2 separate regions of the Mus musculus genome follow, and region 2 is linked to region 1. The links are chromatin loops, found by intact Hi-C in ENCODE. Cell type or tissue: left cerebral cortex. All regions are shown on one strand. Each heading gives the region's core, and the rest is flanking DNA. Links, peaks and the distances in the headings are about the cores only.

Evidence for each region. A loop is a pair of places that touch in the nucleus more often than their neighbours do. Peaks named below come from ENCODE experiments on the same cell type or tissue, not always from the same donor. Only the 100,000 strongest peaks of a DNase experiment are listed, where the experiment ranks them.
Region 2: a loop joins it to region 1, with 2.6 times the contacts of the local background. A loop is called at or near these places in 17 of 42 quality-filtered maps.

Annotation. Positions count from the first base shown.
Region 1 is chr19:58,074,256-58,082,593 of GRCm38, forward strand. All of the region lies in intron 28 of Atrnl1 (attractin like 1), which reads left to right. Among named protein-coding and RNA genes, the nearest start is that of Gm50287, 21 kb to the right of the region's middle. In left cerebral cortex, for the core only: no CTCF peak of the experiment used is centred there; a DNase peak (open chromatin) is centred at 3,692.
Region 2 is chr19:58,465,274-58,473,611 of GRCm38, forward strand. No RefSeq gene overlaps it. Among named protein-coding and RNA genes, the nearest start is that of Gm41876, 13 kb to the left of the region's middle. In left cerebral cortex, for the core only: a CTCF peak has its summit at 4,327; DNase peaks (open chromatin) are centred at 3,263 and 4,325.

The sequences.
Region 1 (8,338 bases), core at 153-8,152:
TTTGCTGAGTCTCTGGACCCCCTAAGAGATCCCCCCAGAGATGATGGCTCATGTGCTTGTGGGGCTGCTGTCTCTGAGCCTGCCTCCCCCAACCCCACTACCCGACCCACATCCATCCTGAGCCTTGCATCACCAAGGCCACCAGTGGCTACCACTGCCTTTGATCAAATGTTCTCTCCCTGAGTCCCTACAGCCCAGGTCCTCAGCTCCAAACTTACCCCTCTGTCTGTCAGGAGTTCCTGCTCAGTAGTTGGCTCTACAGAGCGTTTGCAGCACTCTGCTGGAAGCTCCTGTGTGAGACATGGTTGCTCCTTCTTGTGAGCTCCCTAGCTTCACTGCATTCCTTCCTCCCCTCTCTCTGGCTCACCTGACCAACATTTCGACTACCCCTGACGCTTTACATTCAGCCAAACTCTAGTGTTGATCCCACTCTGATTTCTCAAAGGCAGTCCCTGCGCTTCAGAAAGCAAGATGGCTGTCCTGGATGGAGCCCTACTGAAAGCTGGCCTCTTCAGCTCTCTCTCTACTGTGTCTGTTTTATAAATGCAGTCACCGGGATTTGAAGACTCTACTGTTTCAGCCCTAAAGCTGCGAAGGACCGAGGTCCGTGTGACCCAACTAAAGCTCTTCCTTCCACATACATTTCGGTGTCCTATATGTAGTTTACTGATTCTAGATGTCTGTCCTGACCTCCGTGTTTGCCTCCACCAGCTCTCTTCCTACCCTGGTGCTTAGAGGTATCTCTCAAATGCACAACAGCCCATTTTGTCACTGATGGATTCCGAGGGCTCATCTCTGACAAGATAAAGTCCACTCTTCTCAACAAGTTGTATTCATTTCCAAGGCTCCCACCCTAATACCACCAAATATACCAGTACAAATGTATCAAGGTCCTAGCACAGTTGCTAAATGGCAAGGGTCACATGATCAGGACTTAACTTTAACAAGCATGTGTTGTCTCAAGGGGGAAGTTGAATTATAGGAAGCATAGAGTAAATACTGAAAATGAAGAAATAAATACATGTATTATGATTCCCACTGGATCCCAGCAGAGCTGGGTGTGTGGCGGAGATGGAGAGACGAGCCTGACAGGACGCCTTTTGGGCTCCCTGCCTCCCTAACAGGCACTAGTTATTCCTGAGCATTTCAAATGAATGAGCCAAGGTTACTTTGTAACTTGAGCTCTGTCTGAGCTCTCGGGATCCAGTTGTACATTGTCCCTGCCCCTTGCCCCTAAAGCTCATACAGATACGGCACTGATGCAATGGACTATCCAAGACACAAGCCTGCAGCTCTCATTAATCACAGATTCCCATTGTATGCAACAACAGATCTGGCTTAGGCTTTGTGCAGATGGTAGGAGGCACCTGTAGGCCCTAGACATTCTTCAAAATCGTCTGAGAAGCATGCTCAGGAAGGAATCACTTCACACTGCGAGGGAGCTCCATCAGATCCTCTCAGACACATCTGCAGCAGCATTAGTAATAATAGTAATAATAACAACAACAACAACAACAACAAAAGCTATCTTCTCTTATGTTACAGAAATAAAGTCCTCCTTCGTAGGCATGACCACTTTCAGAAGCTAGCAGGGAAATTCCACCTTTAGTTATCTCCCTCACATAACTAGGACTATACATATGCCAAAAGACTTTTACTAGAGTATTTACGACTACATGATGTATAATAGCTAATAGCTAAAAAATTTGAAATAACCCTAAACAGCCATTAAAAATATAATTGGTAAGGAATCATATATTCATACTAAGGACTAGTACACAATAACTTGCTAAATAAATTGTTGTTATAAATTGGATATACATGAAGCAAAACGAAATGAGCCAGCCACTGGAGGAGCACAGTACAGTTGCTTTTGCATGAAATTTTTAAAGGTTGATTCATTGAGTGCGTGTATGTGTGTGCCTGAGTCTAAGTGTGCACCATGTGCATGAGGTGGCCATAGGGGACAGAAAAGGGCATCAGCTCTCTATAGAGCTAGAGATGGATGGTTGAGAACCACCCATTGTGGGTGCTAGAAACTGAACCTAGGTCCCCTGTAAGAGCAGCAAGCACTCTTAACCACTGAACTGTCTCTCCAGGCCAATGACTATAAGGAGAATACTTATCGATGGTGCTAACAGTCTGCTTATTAACTGTACTTGAGGAGGAGAAATGAAGGGCATCTTCTAGGATGGTGATGTAGGAAGAACTCTGACTTCAAGTTTGGTTCTCCAATCTGTCCCACATAAAGTGGATCTGCTCAGGTCCTGGGGCTTGGGGGTGGGGGCCTACCAGTGAGCATAGAAAATGACATCTGAGATGGCCTGGCATTGACTCCACTGACCAGGAGGAACCAAGTCATTGATTCTGTAAACAAAATTCCAAGGAAACTGTGCATATAGACACATGGACTCTGCTGGCAGCAATACTAGATCTGAAGCAAAGAGGAAACTCGCTGTCACAGAAAGCCAGAAGACACTCCACTTGGGACCTTACCTTCACAGGGCTGTCTCAGCCTTTGTCATTCCAGGAGGAACTGGAAACAGGAGTTTACCTTGTTTCTCTTTAGCTGGCTCGGTGTTTCCTTTGGTAGTCTGTGCTTATGAGGCACATATAAACAGATACTGCCTGCTTTCGAGCATGGGAGCTCCGACACACCAATTAACTAGAAAGGTTTGGATTTGGAGAGGTTTTATTCACCACGCGGAATGTTTAAGCCGCTTCGCAACATGGGCAGCAGCTGAGAGCTCCAATCGAGGCACGGTGCTCCCCCGGCAGATCCTCTGCTGTCAGGAGAGTCTCCGCAAACAACAACAACAAAAAGCATTACGGCGCTTCCTCCTAATTATGTCTCTCTCTCTAAATATCTAATTATCATTGAGAACAAATTGCACGTTACAGAGATAATATTATGGGGACTCGTTAATCTGTCGGGCTTGTGCTTTTGAATTCCTGTGTCGGTGCTGCAGCTGCTGGAGCAAAAAATGTTGCCACCTGGACTCTCCATTGCGGTTTCATATTTAAATGCAAACTGCTGGAGACAGGTTCAGTTTGATGGGCTTGGCTGCTGAGGGCGGTTTGTATGGGGGATGCAGCTCACAGGCAGGCTTTCCAAATCTCCCAGGTAGCCAGGAATAGTGAATAATTGAGCATTTATAGGGACAGAATTGCGAGAGAACAATGGGACTAGAGCAATACCAGTAAGATGACAGTGAAATTGACTTCTCTAATTATTCTTTCTTTATATCCTGGCACAAAGTTCTGCAGCTTCTTAAAAAGTCATATTCCTTGCTAACGACGTAGGGTTTCCTCAATAAAACGCCGATCTAAAAAGTACACGTTCCCAAAGATTACCTGATAATTGCACCTACAGTAATATGCTTAAAGCTAATTAACATTCAAGCTTCACTTTAGAGAATAGAAATTACCGGGTACTTATCCTATAATTACATCTGTGTGTACTCTGTATTGTAATCCGTGGCTTTCGCTGTATAATTAAATGATGAGCAGTGACTGTACAAGCAGAGAGTACTTAGGTAAACCCTGCGTCTCATCCAATAAATAAATAAATAAACAAATAGACAGGTTCAAAGAATCACATCTCATTAGAATTCCCACTGTTCCCAAGGAGACTGCCTGCCATGTCAAGAATTTATAATATAGCTTTAGCTCCTAGAGGTGGGAGGATGCTGCCTTCCACCCCCAGGAGATCCCCATCATGGTTTTACACACCTCTGCGGCTGAGTTGTACTAAGCAAATCTTACTTTTTTTTTTCCTTTCTGGTGCACATCAGATAACAAATACTTCCCAGTCATCTTAGAGGGTAAGCTATTAAATCCAGTTGGTTTGTATCCCATGCTTTGTATTCAGATTCTTTAAAAAAAAAAGTTTTTATCTGATCACAGCACAAATGAAAATACACCAGAGAAAGTCTATTTCTCAAACCATACAGAAAAAAAAAAAAAAAAAAGCCAATCAAAATCACATATAATCTCATGACAGTGTTAACTCTTAGTTGTCTGTAGTTGGAATCTCTTGTCTGATGTAATCTCACAGCACACATGCACACACACCCACGGATGGACACAGGCACACCCATATGCTACTGTGTCTTGCCTCTTTACAGTATTGCACGTGAGCATTTCAGCTAAGTGTTTTTCATAATATATATTGTAATGCTGATAGTTCCTAATGATTCTGCTTGGTTTCTGTTTATTACGGTGTCTATTTATGTGCGGGTGCACACACGTGCATTCATGTATGTGAACACCTGCCTACAAATACGAAGAGACCAGAGGACAGTCTCAGGTGTTGTTCCAAAGGAGCTGTCCACTCTATTTTTTGAAACAAGGTCTCTCACTGTAACTTGGACCTCACTGAGCAGGCTAGGCCAGCTGGCCAGCAAATCTCAAAGATCATCTCATCTCCACTTTGCCAGAATTAGAATTACAAGTGTGCCTGACTTTTACACAGGTGCTGGGAAATGGACTTTTACATACTCATACTTCTACAACAGAACTTTCTCATTCGGGCCATCTCCCCAGTCCCTGTATCCACATTTTTTTAAGTTATTATTTTCAGTGTTTTCTTATCTTTCTTCATGTGTATGTATGCATGTATGCACATGTGAGTACAGGGGCCTGTGGAGGCCAGAAGAAGGCATCTATTCCTCTGGAGTCACAGACAGTTGTAAGCTACCCAGCATGAGTGCTGGGAGCAGAGCCCTAGGCCTGAGGCGTCTTCCCAGCCCTGTGGAGACCTGTCACTGTGATCGTAGCATGGCAGTCCTCTGAAAGAATATTTAAATGTTGAATTTTCCTGAAATCATCCATTCCAAACAATCTCCTTAAATTACTCCATCTCCAAGATGATCTAATTCCTCTTGGAGAAGAAGGCTGGATGAAGTTGTATCCATAGCAGTTAAATTTGATGCCCACCTTGAACATGCTTTACTTTATAAAGCTGTCATAACACGATGCTTGGCAATGATACCTTTCTATGTTTGATGGCGAGCGCGCACACACACACACACACACACACACACACACACACGTTGCTCATTTTCAACTTGTCTTATGACACAATTGCTGGGCACTAGTATTTCCCACCTGGAAAAGCGTGCTTTTAGTAATATTCTTATCTCCGCACCTCCCATCCCCATTTGGCCCCGTGTAGGAGCATCCTGTGTGGCCATTCCCTTTTGAGATTTCACATGGATGGTCACCTCCTCTCCATCAGAAGCCTGAGAAACTCTTTTCCCTCCCTTGCCTCTGTCTTCTTTTCCTCCAGGGACCTGGAAGTCCCGCCTATTCCTTCTGCCCAGCAATTGGCCCATGGTTTCTTTACTGACAGATCAAGAACCAATTGGGGAACAGGACAGCTTCAGGACCACCCCCTACACTTCTCCCTGATCTAATATTCACCTCATGCTCTGTCTCAGGTTTTAACATTTGAGTTTGGGAAACACAAACGTGTGGACTACAGCACTGGCCTCAGGTCTGGTTTTGTCTTCTGTAAGTTCTTTACTCCAGTTTTTCTTGTTCCAGTGTCTGACCGAGCCACCTGCTCTCCTCTGTTGTGTCCCTATTGTAATTTTATCACCGTGTCCCCTGACATTTGTTCTCCTACCCTGAAGAGGAAATTTAAGGGTGTTTTGGAAAGCCAGTTGTGTTGAATGGTGCTTTGTTGGGGCAAACATGTGAGGGAGTGTTTTCCTAACATGGACCCAGGCTAAAGACTAAGACTTGTGAAGGAACATTTAGCTGAAGTAGATACTCGTGAAAGGATGTTCTGTTAAAGCAAACACGCGAAAGGACACGAAATGAAGGATTTTTTTTGTTAACGACACAAATGTATTGGTCTGTCTTACATTGTGTAGTTGAGCGTCATTTGTAGAGGCTCCATAGAGAGAAACACACCAAAAAAAAAAAACTTCTAGTGATGTGTTATAGTTTCCTGTCTCTTCTGTGGGCTCAAGCTGATTGTCAAAGAGATGTCATCTGAGACAGACTCATGTGTTGAGGCAAGACATGTGCTGAGACAAGACCCGTGGAGGGCATGTGATGTTTGGAGAGAGTATCGAAAATACTTGACAGTGACAAGCAGAGCTTGGCTTGGCTGGGCTAGGCTTATTTATAGAGTTAGTTGTATAATACTTGTTGGTCTTGAGTCTTCGTTGATCTTCGTGTTGTTGAGGAAAGGCACAGCGTTCCTGTTGGCCCTGGTCTCTCTTACCGGTTTGTGCCTAGGCTGAGGCCTGGCCATCTCTGCTAGGTAGTGTCACTGCTGCTGATTTGTGTTAGTTATCTTGACCCCACCAAATTAGACTGTTGTTATATCTGTGAAGTGTTTACAAGTGGATCTAGCAACCACTGCCGACTATGCCTGACAACACAAATGGGAATTACTCCAAAAACCAGAAAACATTTCTAAACAAGTCCACTTCCCTGTATCCTTTTTTTTCCCCCACTACCTCTGGGCTAGAAGAGAGGTTAAAGCATTTAAGAACCATCATTAAAAATAAGGTTTAAAAAATTAAAGTTCTCTCTCTCTCTCTCTCTCTCTCTCTCTCTCTCTCTCTCTCCCCACCAGAATCATTGTCTGTTCTCTGGACATAGCTTAGTGTCTTCCTGATCAGCCCCCCTTCCATCTGTAACCTCAGATCTATGTCCTAGGAACAACAGGGTAATCCTGAATGCCTATGTCCTATCTTTTCACCATCTTGCATAAAACATTCTCATGACTTTCCATGGCCTGTATAATAAAGATAAAACCTTGCGGTATGTTGATTGATATCACACCCGCCTGCCTGGCTAAGACCACATTCTTGGTGGGAGAAATCTCCTCAGACTGGGTTCCTCCAGCACCTTACATTCACCTGTGTAGATCTCAGCATTCGTGAGACCCTGACTTGATTATTTCTTCCTCAGAGAACCTTCTCTAAGCTTCTTAGTCGGGCCACCCCTGTTCTGACCTTGCACTTTATCACAGTTATGACTCAGCACTCATTTCTGTGATCCTGGATTCGTATCCATTCCCATCACTGACTTTTAGCCACAGAAAGGCATGGCTTTCTTTCTCGCAATAATCTTACCGTGTTGCTTGGTGCTGTGTGTGTGATGGTAGTAGTGTGCGACAGGTCTTAATACAAGCAACTCTCCCTCTAGTCACAAGCAGCTCATCCATGTGGAGCAGGCTGCCCTCCTCCTCCTCGGCTGTCACATGGTTCACAAACACTTGATCTGGATGAAAACCACATGGCTCTCCCAAATGAAGCCCTCCTTACATACATACAAGAATTTTGTTAGTGTATTAGTCTATAATGTAATAATCAATTTATTATTCTGTTATAATATATTATTCTATAATAATTATTACTACACATATTTCTGCCCTCTGTTGTTCAATGTAAGTAACCATTTGCTGCTAAAAAAAGATAAATGAAAGTGTAATTTCTCTCATATTCATTGTACTATAAACTACACAATGCATCCCCTCCTTTGGCTCAGGGTTTAGGCGCCCTCCTTCTTCTCCCATTTGCCTAGCATGTGGCTGGCAAGGGTATCTCAGCATAATGATGCTTTGCCATCTCTTAGATATTCAGTTCCAGGAATGGCTTGCTACTTGTGTTGACTTGTCATTGACTAGAAACAATCCTGTGGTACTTTCTGAATTAATGGAATAGTGATGAATCATCTTTCCACAGGCTCAGGATATACAAGAATCAGGGATGTGGGAAAACTTGAAATATATACCATGTAATACTCTTGAAGCAGGACAAAGACAGAGATCAGTAAGCCTGTGAGCCTGATGGCATGAGAGATGCCAGTATAGGGAGAGCATGTTTCTGGGGTGTGTTTGCAAGGACAGTTCCAGAGAGGACTAAAGAAAGTGATGAGCCCTGTCCTGGATGTGACAGCAGCAGCCAATAGGACAGGAGTGCTGGAAGAGTGAAGGGGAGAAGATAGAAGACTGTTATCTTTATCCTATCTTTCTGTTTCCTGGCGGCCATTATGTGAGCTGTTTCTCCGCCCTTCTGTTTTCTGCCTTGATGCAGGCCAACCCCCTCTAGTGTGAAACCTTTGAAACCAAGAGCCAAAATAAGTCCCCCTGCCCCTAACTGGTTTCTGTCGAGTAATTCGTCCACAGCAACAAAGTCTGACAGTGTCAAGATAACTCTCAGTCACTTACCCCAGTGTGTTCAGCTCTGACCTGCCTGACAGTCAGTTGGTTCCTGGGTGCATGGGTGGGTGAAGAACTCAGAGGATAGAAGCAGAAAGGGAGGCAGAGGAAGGTTCAGAGCAGCCCTGGCCGATGACTCTCCTGGCCCGCCGCAGT
Region 2 (8,338 bases), core at 106-8,105, 390 kb after region 1:
CATTCATTCCTAAAGCATTGGCATACTTAATACACCCATTAAACCACAAACATTTTTTGAGAGAATTGGTTCAGAACCATTTTGGTCCAAATGCACTTAATCGTGACTGATTTCATGGCTCCTTGGTCGGACAGAGAAAGGGTTGAACCATCACCACACACAGAAGCCTGGAGCACACCGGCACAGAACTCTCTAAAACAGAGTGGCTTCTGGAAACTGGTATTCAGATGTTGGGATACTGTGCTAAAAAACACACAACCATGCCCACAAAACTTGAATGCAGGGCTGGAAAGGTGGCACAGGAAGCCCTCACACCCATGCAAGGTGTGCAGTTGAGGCATGGAGATCCTTCACTGGTGTGTCATCTTTTATAGGCTCTCTAGAGGGATCGGCTCGAATGGCTGAACAGAAGGAACCTGAATTTGTTGACACGATGTCTCCTCAGCCTGAGTGGGGACCAGTGATTGCCTTGGATTCTGATGGCAGAGCAGTTTATCCGCGATTTGTTTACGATGCTTTACCAGAAAAGAGACATTAAATCAAAAGCAAGCACAGCACTGGGGAAAGCTGCTGTGTCCCTGAACTTGGTACTTCCTGTCAATGTGAACACTCACTAATGCTACAGTTTTAGGCAGTGATTCCAGATTCCAATAGAACCTTTGGACACTGAATCTCCAGGGAGAACCTTTAAGAACAGACCATGTACCTGCAACAGAGGACCCTGGGAACCTTGCGCCTGGGTTCTGATGCACCGTATATCATGCATCTTTTTCTTCATTGAACTTGCCTTGTCTTCTTTTCCCATGATGCATCACAGCCAATGAACACTACCATATGCTGACTCTTATGTCCTGGAGAGCAATCACGTCCATCCAAGTGCTCAGGGGAACGCTCAACACACAACTATTCTAAACGTAGTTTCTGAACTGAGTGGACGGTGGTTTAAGATTGCAAAGGTCTACACTGAATCATCAAAATGGGGCTGACGTGACGATGAGGCCTGTGCAGTCACACAGGACCCCCTGATTTTTAGAGGACTCCTCCCAAGTCTGTGCTGAGCTGTGAACATTCAACAGGTCTCAAAACTCTTAATACAGAGTCTTAATTTTTACTTTGTTCTGGGTCGTCAAATGATGCAATTTACAAAGGGTCAAGGTGGTACTGAGCTATCTCCATATTTACTTACCCTCATGCGTGTATGTATGTGCCTCTACACACACATTCTGCGTGTTCTTCTTTTTATAAGAACACCATATTAAACTGGAGTCCATCTTAATGACCTTGTTTTTTTTTTTTTTTTTTTTAAACTTTATTGCTCTCCAAAGTGAGATCACTTTCTGAGGTGGTGCAGTTATGATTTGAACACTGCATGAGGGTCACAGTTCAAGGTCTAGTAAATCAACCTTTTCCTCTCTCTATGTACTTGACAATTTTATGTTTAAGGCCCTGTTCGTGATCTTTCTCAGAGTCCACGAGAAGTCGGGTTACCAGTAAAAGAGAAGAAGGTGCACACAGCTGGATGACTGCAGCACAGGAATGAGGGGCCAGGACTGCTGAGGGAGATTTGGGGAGAGGTTGCCCTGGATTCTGATGGCAGAGCCATTTATCGGCAATTTGTTTAGGATGCTTCAGCAGGAGACATTATTAAACCAAAAGAAAGCACAGCCCTTGGGAAGCTGGCCGTCTTTGAGTTTTATTGCTGTGAAGAGACACCAGGACCACAACAGCCCTTGTAAAGGAAAACACTTCGTTGGGGCTGGCTTATAGCTCAGACATTCAGTCCATCACTGCCATGACAGGAAACATGGCAGCACGCAGGGAGCTGAAGAAGGAGCTTAGAGCTCTACATCTTGATCTGCAAGCAGCAGGAGACTGTGTCACACACTGGGCATGGCTTGAGCATAGGAGACCTCAAAGCCTGCCCCTACAGTGATGCACTTTCTCCAACAAGATCACACCCGCTCCAGCAAGGCCACACCTCCTAATAGTGGCACTCCCTATAGGCCAAGCATTCAAACACATAAGTCTATGGGGGCCAGACCTATCCAAACTGCTACACTGAGGCAGTAGGATTACAAGTTTGAAGCCAGTCTGGGCTATGCATGGAGACCCTTTCCCAGCAAGAAAACAGTTCTTTCCCAGCAAGAAAACAGTTACACACACACACACACACACACACACACACACACACACACACACACACCAGGAAACAGAGGCCAAGGCTGGGGGACTGAAGAGGTTGCTGCAAAGCTAAGAGAAGGAAGAACTTAACTACAGCAATGGCCACAGTGTGGCAGGACTCAGTAAAATCCAAAGGATGCACACACATACATTCATACCCATACCTGTGTACAGACACCCACACAAACATTTACTTATGCTTTTATCTAGCTGCACATAGCTAAAACAGTTCACAGCCAGAGGCATTTCTCTGCCTTTCTGGAGACACTGGTCTGAGAGGTGTGTCGTGCTGGTATAGCCTCTTTGGCTCCATGTAGACGGTGCTGTGAATCCTAAGAGACAGGTGGGGACCTCCTGTAGTATTGCACGATCATCATAGCATTATCTAGCACTCACCCCCTTAACTTGGTAATCCCTAGACATTTGGGCCTCCTTTGGGTCATACCCTAGACCTTGATACCTGCTATTTCCTCAGCCTGGCTCTTTGCCCAGCCCTAGCTCTTGAGCTTTTTATTAGGCTGAGGTCAGCTTTCCAGAGACTTGCCCTGCAAGGCGCCTCTGCCTGTCCCCTTGCATGCTCTCATCCGACTGTGGCTCTGTTCACTGTCTCTTTTCTCCTAGATACCAAGTTTCATGAGGACAGGGTCCTGTCTGTTGCTGCTGTGTCTCCATCACTTGTCTGCACGGCAAGCCAGGCAGACCAGATACCTCATAAGCTGAATGGATGGATGAATGAATGAATGAATGAATGATTCACTACACAAAGGGGTCTTGAAACAACGCATAAAGGAATGACAGTATACCAGCAAATACATAATGTGACAGCTTTGAAGTGAGTTCAGAAGCCACTTTTAACGAAATGACGTTTTACATTTAAAGCCAAAGATAAGTTTTTAAGGGTTTATACTAATTTAATATTCTCCATAGAAACTTCTGTTTCCTTATTTTAAAAAGAGAAGTCCCAAGATTTATTTTTAAAAGCTTCACAGACATCAAATTACTGTCATAAAGGAAAAGGTTGCTTTAGATAAGTCCGTGGGAGTGTGAATGCCCAGAAGCATCTGGGTTGCATTTCCCTTAAACTCTCTTGGGTTTGCAAATTGGAAAGAAAGGTCTGGAATAAAGCACATTTTCTATTTTCCCGAAGTCAGTACATCTGGGAAACAGCAACATTTGGTATATTCAGGAAACTGAAAGTATGTGTGGGTACTTGTTTAAGTTTATTTCCAGTAGTACATTAAAGTGGCTGATAAGAAAGAGGAAGTGGGCATTTAGCATCTGAAAGAAACCAATTCAAAAAAAGGTTGTTGTTGTTGTTGTTTTTTCTTTTCTGTAGCTTTTTTGCCTACACGAGAGAAATTTTCCTCTGCCTCCCGCCTTGACCACAATCAATATTTTTAGGGAACGGAGGCAGCAGGGAAGTGGGGTATTCAGCCTTTTGTATGCGACTGAGCTGTGGAAACAGGATGGAGATTTGTAAGTCTGTCCAGTAAATGCCTCTAAGTGCTTTAAAAACGTGACTTAGAGCAGAATGGAGGGCCTAGGGAGCAGCCGAGAATTAGGGCTAAATTAGCACATTTCAATGCCTCGATAGAGGAAATGTCAAGAACAAAGTAGCCAGAGAAACAAGCAGAGGCAACGTCAGACACTCTGCCTCTTTCTCCTCTTCTTGAGCAACCCTAACAGCTGGGAAGTAAGTAGTTTGGTTTTTAAGTGGGTAAATTATGTTACTTTGACAGAGGATTTATTATTATTATTTTGTTATTTATCAACATCGAGGTGTAGTCTACCCTTAAATGGGCCAGATAAGATTCAAATCAAAGACTGTCCACTTCAATGCATGCTGTGGTGACCTGGCATGAGCAATCCCTTCCTGCAGAATTTACATTCTAATTCAGCTGTTTTCTAAATACAGTCCACATAAAATCAAAAAGTTTAAAAAGAGGAAAACCAGAGAGATAAAGAAAACGATTGGGCAAAGTAGATCAGTCATTCTGCATATGGATTAAAATATTTCTATTATATTAAAGTATTAATATTTACAGGCAACCGTGGGGGAAAAAACTCATTCGTTCTTAGACTTGCAAATGATAGAGCGTCCATTTGTAGACGAAAGGCGGACTGCTAGCGCCCCCTGGCTGTGGAAAACGATTCTGTCCTTCCCAGTGTACGTAAGACATTAACTAGCTCAACAAGAAACCTGCAGGAAAACCGATTCAAAATGAGCATCCACCACAGCCCTCTGACACTACTGTCCCAGCCTGTGGGGCTGTGGTCCTGTCAGCAGCACTCAGTGCATTCAAACCTCCATCCTGGCCCTGGAGACCCTTGAACTCCACTCACAGCGGGCTAATTATAAGACGGGAGACATCACCCTTTCTTTCCATTTTGATGGATCTGAATTAGACGGTCTCCCGGATGCACAGGTACAGTGATACTGACTGAGACAGAAGATACTGGTTCTGCCCGGCACAGCCTGAGCCTTAGGACAGATTAGCAGATGCGAACATACAGCCCATTAAAAACTACAAAAAAAAGAAAAGAAAAAAAGAAAGAAAGAAAGAAAAGAAAAGAAGAGAAAAGAAAAGAAAAAAAAAGAAGTGATTTTGTTACGTTTTTGTGTGCACTGAGCTTTATAAACCTTTAAATAGGCAGCTTACACAATTAGAAAATTTCAGATGAAACCAGATATGGTAGCAAATGCCTTTAGTCTCAGTACAGGGAGCCAGAGGCAGGCGGATCTCTGGGAGTTCAAGGCCAGCCTGGTCTACCTAGAGAATTCCAGGACAGCTAAGGTTTGTTACACTGAGAAGCCTGTCTCAAAAATAAATCCTATTTCCAGCTTCTTTTGAACAATCCAGAGATCTGACATTGGGTATGAACTCACACAGTACCTACAGGGAGCTCTCAGTCATGTGGCATGTACAACTTCATCCATCCAATTCCTCCTACTTTATGTGTCAGGTAATATGGGACTATCTTGATGAAGGCTCACATTGCCTGCTAGGTGGCTATACTAGTTAGGGTTTGCTAAAGGAATAGAACCAAGGCAATGTATGTGTATGTACATGTATACACACATACATAGATATGAATCTATTAAGCCATCTTATTTTAAAATAGGAACATCAACGGATTCCCACTAGAGAGGCTGAGAACTGGGTAGTTACTTTGTCCTTGGGGTAGGTGCCTCAGTAGTCAGAGTAGCCCACAGTAGCAGTTTCATAGTGGGGGAGTTAATTATCTAGCACTTTCTCAGTCTACAAGGTGCAATACCTCAACATTCGCAATCAGCGGTCCTTAGGCCTTGGTGGAAGCCTAGAAATACTAGCTGTGCTGTCAATGAAGGAGAGGGAGGGGGAGGAAGAGGAGGAGGAGCCGCCGCCACCGCACAGGTACATAAACTCAGAAGCAGGAGGTAAGGCCAGTCTACCATAATCACTCGTACAGGTAATCACTCGTCTACCATATTCTTTTTATCAGGAGTGCTACTAGAACGTGCTGCCCACGTTGGGGTGGGTCTTCCCATATCAGTTAAGTCAGTCAGGATAGTTCTTCTGGTAAGGCTCTTACTCAGGTCCTGTTATTCTGTGTTAAGTTGGCATCAGAACCAACCATAATTGAGGCATGACGTAGCTGAGTTTGCAATTCCCTCTGTCCAAACCTCGAACAACCCAATGCCTCCTCTGAGTGGTGATAATAAATTTCCAAGGTCTGACTCTTTGCTCCCCCTCAGACACCTTGCACAGTTCTCTAATTGCCTCAGATCTGCATCCTATGAACCATTCGAGACAACTCCATTCATTTTACAAGTAAGAACTACACCGCTCATGTTGAAACACAATAACGCAGTAAATACACAGCGAGTACTGCTCCAAGACAAGGATTTTACTCAATACTGAACATGCACAGACAGACCTTAGCCTTGCACTTACAGAGCTTTGGTGAAGCCCAGCAACTGCAGAGCATAGATTCCCGTGAAGTCAGAAGCACGGAAGCTAATGCGGATTGCACTGTTGTCTTCCAGGTTTTGCACCATATTCACCAGGAAAAAGTCTATTTCCTCCTTTGCACCTTTCTTCTCTCATACCTTTGTCCTCTCTCCCTTTTCTGGTTGAGTGAGCCAAGGATCACTCATACAAGGAGCATGCCACGAGGCTCCACTCTGCAATTTGCTGCAAAGCACAACTGGCAGCATATTATGTTTCGATCAATTTTAAGTTGAGCCTCATTAAGTACGTTTATATGGTTATGTAACCATCAATACTTTCTACGTCCAGCCTTTGATCATCTCCCGCTCTTCTCCAGGTACCCAGCATCCTGTCCCAAAGGCCACCCATAGTCTAACATATATTAGAATGTTCTTCCTTCTAAGACTAAGATTGTGTGTATGTGCCTGCCATCTTTCCTCTAGACTTTGCTCACCCTTGGCTATGGATAATGCTGCTAGGTATGTAAGAACAGTATCAGTTCAAACAGAAATCTTCATGTTTACCTTATTTGACAACACAAGTGACAGATACAGGTGGACCCTGAGCTGGGCATCAGCAAGCGGTGGAGAAATCTCTCTAACAAAGTCAAACTGACCTGCAAGCTTGAGTAGAAAGGAGCTGAAGAGGTGAAGGGAGTTTGCATTCCTTATCTAGTGATCCTGGGTGATGGGACTCCTACCAGCAACCGAGCCACTAAGATACTGGAACTTCTGTGAGCATATTTATCAGCATGATGACTACAGATGAGAGCCATAACTCAGTTGAATTCCATGACAAGTTTTTCATCAATCCTTCCTTCAATATATATGTGTTAAGTATATTCTATTCCCAAACCTTATTAAATATAAAAAGTACCATGGTCATTTATCTGCTCCATTCAGTGCCATGAACCAGGTATGGTGCTAGGTGCCAAAAACAGAAATCCTTCATTCCTTTAACTTTAGTGTTCTCCCAAAATCACTTGTAAATACTGATAATTTTCCTGTGTGCTGTTCTCCATGAAAGCCAAAGACTCTCTCAATAGTGAACACACTTATCTCTAGGCACCTGGGCTGCAGTAAGGGGATTATTAATCCCTCCTTTGCTTACTGGTGCAATACCAGCATTGAATTCTTAGTTTCTACATTGAAAAGTGAATCTCACTCCCACCAGAGTCTACAGGTGCCACATGGTGACCCTGACACCTTGTTGAGAAAGGGATGATTCTTTGAGAGAGAAAACAGAGGAGGCCTTTGCAGTCAAAATCATTTGTAGAAGACCCAATATTACAAAAAAAAAAAATGCCTAGTGACAGATGGATGACAAAGGCCTGAGTCAGAGGTAAAGGTGGTGTCAGACTACAACAATCAGGAGAATGCTTTCCTGAATACAGACTGCACTGAGCGTGGGTGACATTAATCACCATCCACCGAGTGTTACAGAATAATGTTTCACCTCATGGATGTCTCAAGTGTCTTGAAGGTAGCAACCATTTCTTCATCACGTCTGAATAGCTCTCAGCATGAGGACTGGGTAACTCACAGTGTAGTGCACACCAGACACGAATGTGATAAAACCGATCTTCAATAAAAAAAAAAAAATCGTTTGGACAAACAAGTACGTGTGCTTCACAGAAAACAATTTGGAAGGAACCAAAAACCAAATTCTATTTGTTTAACAGGGACACACTCTTGTGCTATAGAGGGTAGGCATCGAAGTAAATATCTTAATGCCAAAACTGACCCGAGTTCAATCTCTGGAACCCATGTGTCAGAAGAGAATTAACACTGTCAAGTTGTCCCCTGACCTCCATGTGTGCATAATCAGTAACAGGCACATGCAACACACACACACACACACACACACACACACACACACACACACCACATACCCATCACATGTGCATGCACACACAACCACACGCACACAGAAACTCACACACACAAATGAAAAAGAAAAAAGAAAACAAGATGCAGAGGAAAGGGGGAGAAGTTTTAACTTACGTTTAAAGGTTTTATTTCCTTTGTTTCAGAGATTAAAGTATGAATTAAACAAAACACAACAAAAAATAAGGCCTTAAAAATATCTGAAATTAAAAATTTGAAACATCTTCATTTAGAACAACCTTTTAAATACATGTTCACATATGTATGCAATATACGTGGACACACGTTGCATAGTTCAGA